Linked DNA regions of Homo sapiens: region 1 is linked to region 2. A link is an interaction called in ENCODE POLR2A ChIA-PET data of the cell type or tissue named here. Cell type or tissue: Panc1. All regions are shown on one strand. Each heading gives the region's core, and the rest is flanking DNA. Links, peaks and the distances in the headings are about the cores only.

What was found. Peaks named below come from ENCODE experiments on the same cell type or tissue, not always from the same donor. Only the 100,000 strongest peaks of a DNase experiment are listed, where the experiment ranks them.
Region 1: POLR2A ChIA-PET joins it to region 2 with 7 read pairs; 1 of 35 experiments calls an interaction of 5 or more read pairs at or near these places.

Annotation. Positions count from the first base shown.
Region 1 is chr6:10,145,398-10,149,794 of GRCh38, reverse strand. It overlaps the pseudogene OFCC1. Among named protein-coding and RNA genes, the nearest start is that of TFAP2A-AS2, 260 kb to the left of the region's middle. In Panc1, for the core only: no CTCF peak of the experiment used is centred there; a DNase peak (open chromatin) is centred at 2,593; H3K4me3 peaks cover 810 bases; H3K27ac peaks cover 1,392 bases.
Region 2 is chr6:10,321,151-10,325,547 of GRCh38, reverse strand. LOC105374920 (a long non-coding RNA gene) reads left to right here. Exons shown (of 3, transcript XR_926458.2): 3 at 1-338. Among named protein-coding and RNA genes, the nearest start is that of TFAP2A-AS2, 81 kb to the left of the region's middle. In Panc1, for the core only: no CTCF peak of the experiment used is centred there; no DNase peak of the experiment used is centred there; H3K27ac peaks cover 734 bases.

The DNA.
Region 1 (4,397 bases), core at 100-4,099, 180 kb after region 2:
TCTGTCGACTGTGCTTCTGAGAAGGCTGCCGAGCTCCTAGCACGGCGAGGGCCCTTTTAGACTTACAGACAAGAAGGAGTGGAGGTAGACAGGAAAAAGAGGGAATGCGGAAAGATAAAGTGTGATCAACAGGTATTGATGTACATGTTCAGAACTGGCACCTCAAATCACTGTTTCATAGTCTCTCATGTAAAACATAAAAACAAACGCTTGAATTTATCTGGTAAAATTTGTTTTTCTTGTCTTAGCCTGGCCAGTGGACTCGGAAATTTTCAGTTAGCATCCTGGTTTTTAATTTTATGTGATAAAATTGCATAGTGGCGGGAAAGGAAACAGAAAGGAAATACAAGTAAAAAGATGACATCTTTAACGCTTGGGTGCCAACATCAACCACTTGTAGACTAATAGATGAAACTTGAGCGCATGCAGACATAGAATAAAAGTCATGCTCATCGTAAACATTTGAAAAATACAGACAGTAGAAGACAGCAAAATATCACTCTCAGTCCCACTATACAAAGAGAATCTCTGCTAGCCCTTTGGTATATTTACTTCCAGCCCTTTTGCAGTGTGTATGTTACTTATGTGGCAATGATCACATGGCATATGCAGAATTATAGGTGTTGTCATTTTTAGAGCATTTTCATGATTATAAAACTAATACACGATGATTGCCTAAGATTGGAAGGTACTGGAGATAAACTTGGATGTCCATGAGAGTCGCCCTAGAGAGCTTATTAAAAAGCAGTCTCCTGGACCCCACCTCAGACCGACTGCATTAAATCCAGCAGAGGGGCAGTCTCTGGGGTCAGACTGTCTGGGTTAGAATCTTGATTCCATCACTTAACAGTATGTGTCCTTGAGCAAATTAATTCACCTCTTTATGCTGCAGTCCTCTCAGGTGTAAATTAAGGATAAAAAGAGTACACACCTCAGGGCTGTTATAAGGATTAAATGGCATAATGCTCATACAGCACATAGAATATTGGTTGGCACATAGTGTGGAATCAAATGTTAGTGATGATGATGATTAATATTATTATTGTAACTCTTATCCTCAGTTACAACAAGCTCCCCAGATGCTTCTAATGGACCATGAGTATTATGGCGTGTCCTTTGCCTCTTTTCCTATACATTTAAGAATATGATTAGGTTGGTAGTGGTATGAAGATGATGGACTGGTGCTCCATGTCTTTCCCAACATTTGTCTGGTATGCATTCCTGTACATTTCCCAGAATTCCTTTTGTCTGAGGTTCTGAGTATAATTTAGTTTCCAAAAAGTAGATGAATTAGATGCACTCATGAATGATTTGGAAGGTGGAAGGGAGGCAGAGACTGTAGCTGCTTGATTTTCTTAGTAAGCAGAAACAGGTAGGAACTTGGTTTTTCTGCTATGACACCAGTGGACGTCTCAACAGCCGTTGAACTGTGGAGTTGGAGTGTGGAGAGGGGACCTGTTTTGCTGGTACAGATTATAGCAGCCTTCTTGATTGGGATGATGTTGGTAAGGTTCAGGAGGTGGCAGCTTTCCTATTTGGCAAGCAGCTTCCAAATGACAAAAGAAGCTCCGTGGGTGGCTGAATTTTGTGACTTTGGGAGCCATTCTTGAAATCTAACCTAGAGGCTCTTTCCTCAGCCTTCCTAACAGTCCAATAACCCATTTCAAACTTGTAATAAACTAGCTTCAGCTAAACTAGCTAGAGTGGATTTTGTTCTTTGCAACATAAATCTGACAAATATCATTGCATATAATGTTTAAAAAACATATTTAGACAGAAATATTCTCCAGTCTTGGAAGATGATAAGAGGTGGGGATTTGTGTCAAATGAAATATATCATAGGGCAGTTTATTGATCTTTGCTAATTATTTAAAACCATAGTTAGATTTCTCAACGTACATTTCAAAGATGCAGAAAAAAAATCAATAACCAAGAAGCTTGACAATGAAAATGGCCTTTATGTTGGTTTCAGCAGTTCTGCTATTGTGGAGGGCTAAAAGAGCACTTTTTGTATCAGCCCTGTGAAAAGTCTGGCCATTGTTAGTAAATGCTGGCACAGAACAGCATTATTTGTTGTTTTAAATGTTCATCGAAGAAGTCAAGTATTTAGAACAGTAAGTTAAGGATGTGATCCAAGAAGCATTTCTGATGCTGGAAAATTAACAGCATCAGAAGCAGAAAAAGAACATTTGGGCAAGGGACTGTAGAGAAAAGCTCTGTTCCTCGCTGCCCAATCGATTTGAAAACAACATCCTCGAATAATGATTTTTCTTGCATCTTTGAAATGTATATTGAAAAAGCCAAGTTATGCTTTTGTTTAATTAGTAAAGACCAATAAACTGCTCTATGATGGAAGGTTCTTTCTGTTGCTTTCCTCCCGTCAAATAACACTTGGCTGGGTATAAATTCAAGGGTTTTGTTTATTTTTTTCTGTCTCAAAATTCTGTAAGCAATGTTCCACTGTGTTCCGGCATTTAGGGCTGAAGGCAATAAATCCAAAAACAAGCTTACTTTTATTCCATTGCAGAAGATAGTTCTGCCTTACATCCATTTAGAAAATGTAACTGAAAAACAAAACAAAACAAAACAAAACTGGTGCAGGCATTTGAGAAGACCGGCTGAGATGCATTGCATCCTGGGAGGTGTAGTCCTTGCAAAGTACAGTGCTTCCTGGGAAATGGAGTTTTTCATGTGCTCATAGTCTCAGAATGGGCTGTACTTTGGTGGAGGCTGGTGGGTGGCAGGGGCGAGTGGGAGGAGATGGGGGATGGAGGGGAGAATAAGATTCTATTTCTTACTGAAAAGATTTGTCTTTTTATGACAATGAAAAAAACCCAGAAAAATACCAACAGAAGGCTTATAAGAAAAATATTGCACAATTAGGGGAAAAGATCATTATCTTGAAGCCTCAGAGACAGATTATTACCTATTTCAGGCAACAAAAGAAAATTAGAAAATGTTTGGCATTCTCAATTGATACTATGGCTGGACCTTGGTTCTCAGGTAAGATTAGACAAAGGAGAGGTGATTTATCTCCCCACTACCTTTGCGGGGGGTGGGTGGGGCAGTGCTACACCTGATATGAAACATAGGCAAGTTAGTGGTTGTTTATTCTCAAAAGGATTCCACTATTCTTATAATGAGGCATTTTCTTCCAGCTTTTAGGAATCTGTTGTCCATTGAACTTAGATTTCAGTATTGTTATGGGCCGAATTGTGTCCCCCCAAAATTCATATGTTGAAGTCCTAACTCCCAGAACCTCAGAGTGTGACTGTGCGGATGCTCCCCAACTTATGATAGGGTTATGTCCTAACAAACCCATCGTAAGTTGAAAATATCATTAAATCAAAAATGCATTTAATACTCCTAATGCACCTAACTTACTGAACATCATAACTTAGCCTAGCTTACTTTAAACGTGCTCAGAATACTTATGGTAGCCTATAGTTGGACAAAAACATCATCCAGTCTATTTTATAATAAAGTGTTGACTGTCTCAAGTGATTTATTGAATACTGTACTAAAAGTGAAAAACCTTTCACTTTTTTCGGTTGTATGGGTACCCAAAGTACAGTTTCTACTGAATGGGTATTGCTTTTGCACCACAGTAAAATTTTAAGTTTTGACTATTGTAAATTGGGGACTGTTTGTATTTGGAGATAGATAGGACTTTTAAGAGGTAATTAAGGTTCAGTTAGTATTGACTATATTCATACTAACTGAACCTTAATTACCTCTAGGGGATGAATCCCTATTCTCCATGATGTGCTTATTTCACATTACATGCCAGTATCAAAACATCTCACATACACAAATATATAACATTGTGTACCTAAAAGAATTAAAATTTTTTTAAGTAAAAAAAAAAAAGGTTCAGTGAGGTCATATAGGTGGGCCTTAATCCAATCCGACTGGTGTTCTTATAAGAAGAGGAGATTAAGACACAGATGCGCACAGAGGAAAAACTGTGTGTGGACACAGCGAGAAGCTGGCCATCTATAAGCCAAGGGGAGAGGCCTTATAGGAAGCCAACCCTGCCAGCACCTTGATCTCGAACTTTTAGCCTCTGGATTTATGAGAAAATAAATTTCTGCTGTTGAAGCCACCTGATCTATGGTATTTTGTTATGACAACCCTAGTAAACTAATACAAACGCTATTTCAAATATTGTCTTTTTATTTGCCTTCGCATCTTTATGTTAATGGGAAACTGGGAAAGGCCTTGTTAGGGGTTGTGAGGCAGATGCCATTTTTAGTTTTAAATTATGAAGTATTTTTAAGAAAACAAAAACTATGAAGAATATATTTAATAAACACCGAAGAACTAGCCACCCAGCTTAAAAAAACAAAAAACAAAAAACATTATAGGTACAGTTAAAGCCCCCACACTCTTACCCT
Region 2 (4,397 bases), core at 249-4,248:
TTCCTGCCAGCTCAAGTATTGTCTCCTCTGATCAGAGTTCTCCTTGCACAGCTTATTTCTGCTGTGATAGAAAAACAGTCTGGGTGTCACAGAGAGAACTGAAGACAGGAAGTGGGAACTCTCCCTTCTGAATACAGCACTAGAGTTAATGTTAAGAGTGAGGGAAAAAAGCTAAGAGTAATTCCTATTGGTGAACTCATTCAATATTCACAGACACCTAGGAGATAGATATTCTTCTTCTTCTTCCCATCTTCTAAGAAACTGAGGCCCAGAGAGGTTGAGTAAATTACTCAAGATTAAATAGCACAGATGGCAGAACAAAGATGCAAACTCAGAAAGTCTGGCTCCATTCTTTCTTTTCTTTTCTTTTCTTTTCTTTTCTTTTTTTTTTTTTTTTTGAGACAGGGTTTCGCTCTGTTGCCTGGCTGGAGTGCAGTGGTGCAATCGTAGCTTATAGCAGCCTTGACCTCCTGGGTTCAAGCGCTCCTCCCATTTCAGCCTCCCAACTAGCTGGGACCACAGGCATGCATCCCCACATCCAGTTAATTTTTGTATATTTTTGGGGGTAGAGATGGGGTTTCACCATATTGCACAGGCTGGTCTTGAATTCCTGGACTCGTGATCCACCTGCCTTGGCCTCCGAAAGTGTTGGGATTACAGGTGTGAGCTACTGCACCCGACCCTGACTCCATTCTTAACCACTATATTACATTGATGTATGTGTCCTCTTCACCTGGCAAATCTTTATGGAATTTGGAATAAGGCAAGGATGTACTGCAATAGGATGTCGTATCTGGACTTTTTTAAAAAAGTGTCTTTGATTATAAGACAAATTCCATAGCATAAGAACTCAGAAACCACAATGTAACAAATCTCTGATGACTATTTGCAAATTATTTTTCCAGTGTCCTAAAGAATACGGCCCTGCCCTGAGAGAGTAAAATCACCTGCCACAGTGGTCCTTTGCACTAGGACTTCCCCCTCATTCTCTCGCCTTTAGGGATGGGATAGCTGAGAAGAAGGGCCAAGCGGATTACTTGGGAACGTGCCACATTGATGGGAATTCAGGTGGTCTTGCTAGACTTCTACTGGGCACTGCTTTCTTTATAATGCTAAGTGTATATAATCTGTTTTATATGCTTTGAGAATGCACTGTAATTGGTACACTCTGATAATCAAAGCAAACTTAGTCACATATATTAGACACCACAGAGAAGTGTGCAGTGGAGTGAAACTGCAATTTATATTGCCGTGTTACACTAGTTTCAGCTCCAGTTTTTATTCTATGCGTGAAATGTAGGATAAGATTGCTCCTGTTGCAGCTTTTAGAGTTACTTCTTTGACCATGTTTGGTTTGGCAGTTAAGAAAAAAATCAACAGCAGGATTACATTTCAATGGCACAACATCTAATCCTCAGGCAAATGATTTGTCCACGCTTAATATAAAGTACTTAGGATGTATTGTTTGATGTGAACACTAGTTCTAATAAAATGGTGCCTGAGGTACAGTTCTTTAACTTGTAATACCCTTATTTGTGTTGGCCTGTACACATTGGATATAAAGCCATCGTGATAAAATATATCCTCTTTAGCCTGATAAAAAGGAAAATCAGAGTAGAGGACCCATACCAGGAGAGAGAAGATGCTGTAAAACACAAAGCCCCTTATGATGTTTGTAGTTGGCCTTGAGGACACGCCCTTCAACACTTCTCTGATGGGCACTTTCCCACTGTCTTGGAGGAGCGATGGAGGTACCTTATTTGAATCTAACATTGCGCTGAACCCAGCTCCATTTCGCTGCTGCATTTGTGAAGTCTTTCTAACTGGAAGGAGCAGCTGCATCAACATAGTGGATGGCAAGCACAAAGGAAGGTTAAAGGAAGCAAATACAATTCAGCCTACCTCTGATCGCAATCTCTGCCCTCAAATATCCACTTGTTAGAACCTTTTTCTCCAGGACCCCGTGCTGCTTAGAAGCATGCAAGGTTAATAATAGCAGGCAAAAAAATGCGAGGCATTTCAAGACGCAACATTCATCTTACCGTTCCACTAATGCGGGGATGACAGAAAGTCACTTTCAACCTCCTTTCCTGCTGCTTATATTACCTGCGTGTTGTGAGCTACTCCTCTAAGGTATTGGAGAATGATTGCTGTTCATATGGTGTTATAAGAAAGCTAGGCATATTTGCCATTATCCTCATCTGATTTAATGCTTATAAATCAGCAAAAACTCCACCTCAATCCACTTCTCTCTGTCTCTGAAGAGCAGACACTCAGTAATAGCTTCATTCCCAGTTCATCTGATGACTCACTTCCAGAATACTGGTGATTGAGAACCTTCTCTGTAATTGTAGCTTTAGCTAAAGGATGAAAAATCACAGAATCTAAAGTAAAGCGACTTGAGTTTTCAGCTTCCCGCCTTACCCTGACTCATCTGCAACTCTTCAAAAGTTGTAGGAGAGGTGAGCTTCTCAATGAGATGCTGAGCATTTTTTTTTTTTAATTTGAGCTGTAGTTGTAATTTCTATACTGCTAGAAAATGACTCATGGAAGAGCAAGTCTTCGAAGTTTGCTTTCAGCTTAGATTTTTATTTTGAGGCCAAGTGCTTAAATGCATGAACGTATCTTTCCTTTGACTGAAAATCTGGAAGTAAAAATGAAAAAAAAGGATGGCAAGACAGCAGAAAGAGGAGGTAGCATGGGAAACCAATGCCTTCCTTTGCCTCAGCTACGTGGCATTGCTTAGCCATCCCAGCACTCCTAGAAAGCCATAGGGGCCGGGCACAGTGGCTCACGCCTGTAATCCCAGCACTTTGGGAGGCCGAGGCGGGCGGATCACCTGAGGTCAGGAGTTAGAGGCCAGCCTGAAACAACACGAAGAAACCCCGTCTCTACTAAAAAATACAAAATTAGCCAGGTGTGGTGGTGCATGCCTGTAATCTCAGCTACTCCGGAGGCTGAGGCAGGAGAATTGCTTGAACCCAGGAGACAGAGGTTGCGGTGAGCCAAGATGGCGCTATTGCACTCCAGCCTGGGCAACAAGAGCGAAACTCCGTCTCAAAAAAAAAAAAAAAAAAAAAAGAAAGCCACCGAGACAAAAGCAGCCAGAGTACAAAGAGGCTCCCATCCAGGGTTGGTCATTGTCCTGGACATTATGGAGAGGACAGTGCCATCTCAGTGCTCCCACTCTGCCCTACTGGTCCATCTGTCTGGAGGAAGTGTGTCTCCATTCCAGCTGATTGAGGGAAGCTCTGGAAAGAATGGCTGACTTATCCTGGAACCCGACTTTTAGTGCCAGCTCTAGAGAACCTATACCCCAGGACTTAGGAGAGCTCAGTAGCCATGTGCTCAGGTACACAGACCAGACCAGGGACTGTGCTTGAGTCTTCCCAGGGCTTTTTCCAACCAGGACAAGTGAGATTTCTCCAGAAGGCCTCTTCCCAGATCAGGTTCCCACTTGTGGAAAAGAAGCTAGAAGCAGATTCCTGGGTAAGAGGTAGAATTGGAAGCACAGGTTAAAAAGGGAAAATAAGGAATGCTTTTAATGATTGGAAAAGAGGACATCCTTTGCTCCTACAAAAACTTCTCTCCAATCAAATCCCCAATGTTTTCCTATATCCTTTCTTTTCTTTTTTTTTTTTTTGAGATGGAGTTTCACTCTTGTTGCTCAGGCTGGAGTGCAATGGTGTGATCTCGGCTCACTGCAACCTCCGCCTCCTGGGTTCAAGTGATTCTCCTGCCTCAGCCTCCCAAGTAGCTGGGACTACAGTCATGGACCACCACACCCGGCTAATTTTGTATTTTTAGTAGAGACGGGGTTTCACCATGTTGGTCAGGCTGGTCGCAAACTTCTGACCTCAAGTAATCTACCTGGCCTCGGCCTCCCAAAGTGCTGGGATTACAGGCTTCAGCCACCGTGCCTGGCCTATCCTTTCTTACTTTGCAATATTTAGTCTGAGGCCCAGGAATGAAGCTGAGGGGATTCTCCTTTATCATCTCCTTGCCCTGCCCCGTGTTTGTGTGCACTCTAGAGTTCAAATCCTTTTTCAATAGGCTCTAAGATGCCATGCCATTGTGTTGACTTGGAATTTTGTTACTCCATATACACAATCTCAGTTAAATGAAGAAAGAGATGGATTGGGTTTAGGAGTCTTTCACTTACACAGTTTTTTGTTTTTGTTTTTGTTTTTTTCAAATGGTAGTTTTTTTTGTTTGTGTTTTATTTTTTTTGAGACGGAGTCTTGCTCTGTCGCCCAGGCTGGAGTGTAGTGGTGCGCTCTCCACTCACTGCAAGCTCTGCCTCCCGGGTTCACGCCATTCTCCTGCCTCAGCCTCCCGAGTAGCTGGGACTACAGGTGCCCACCACCACGCCCAGCTAATTTTTTTTTTTTGTATTT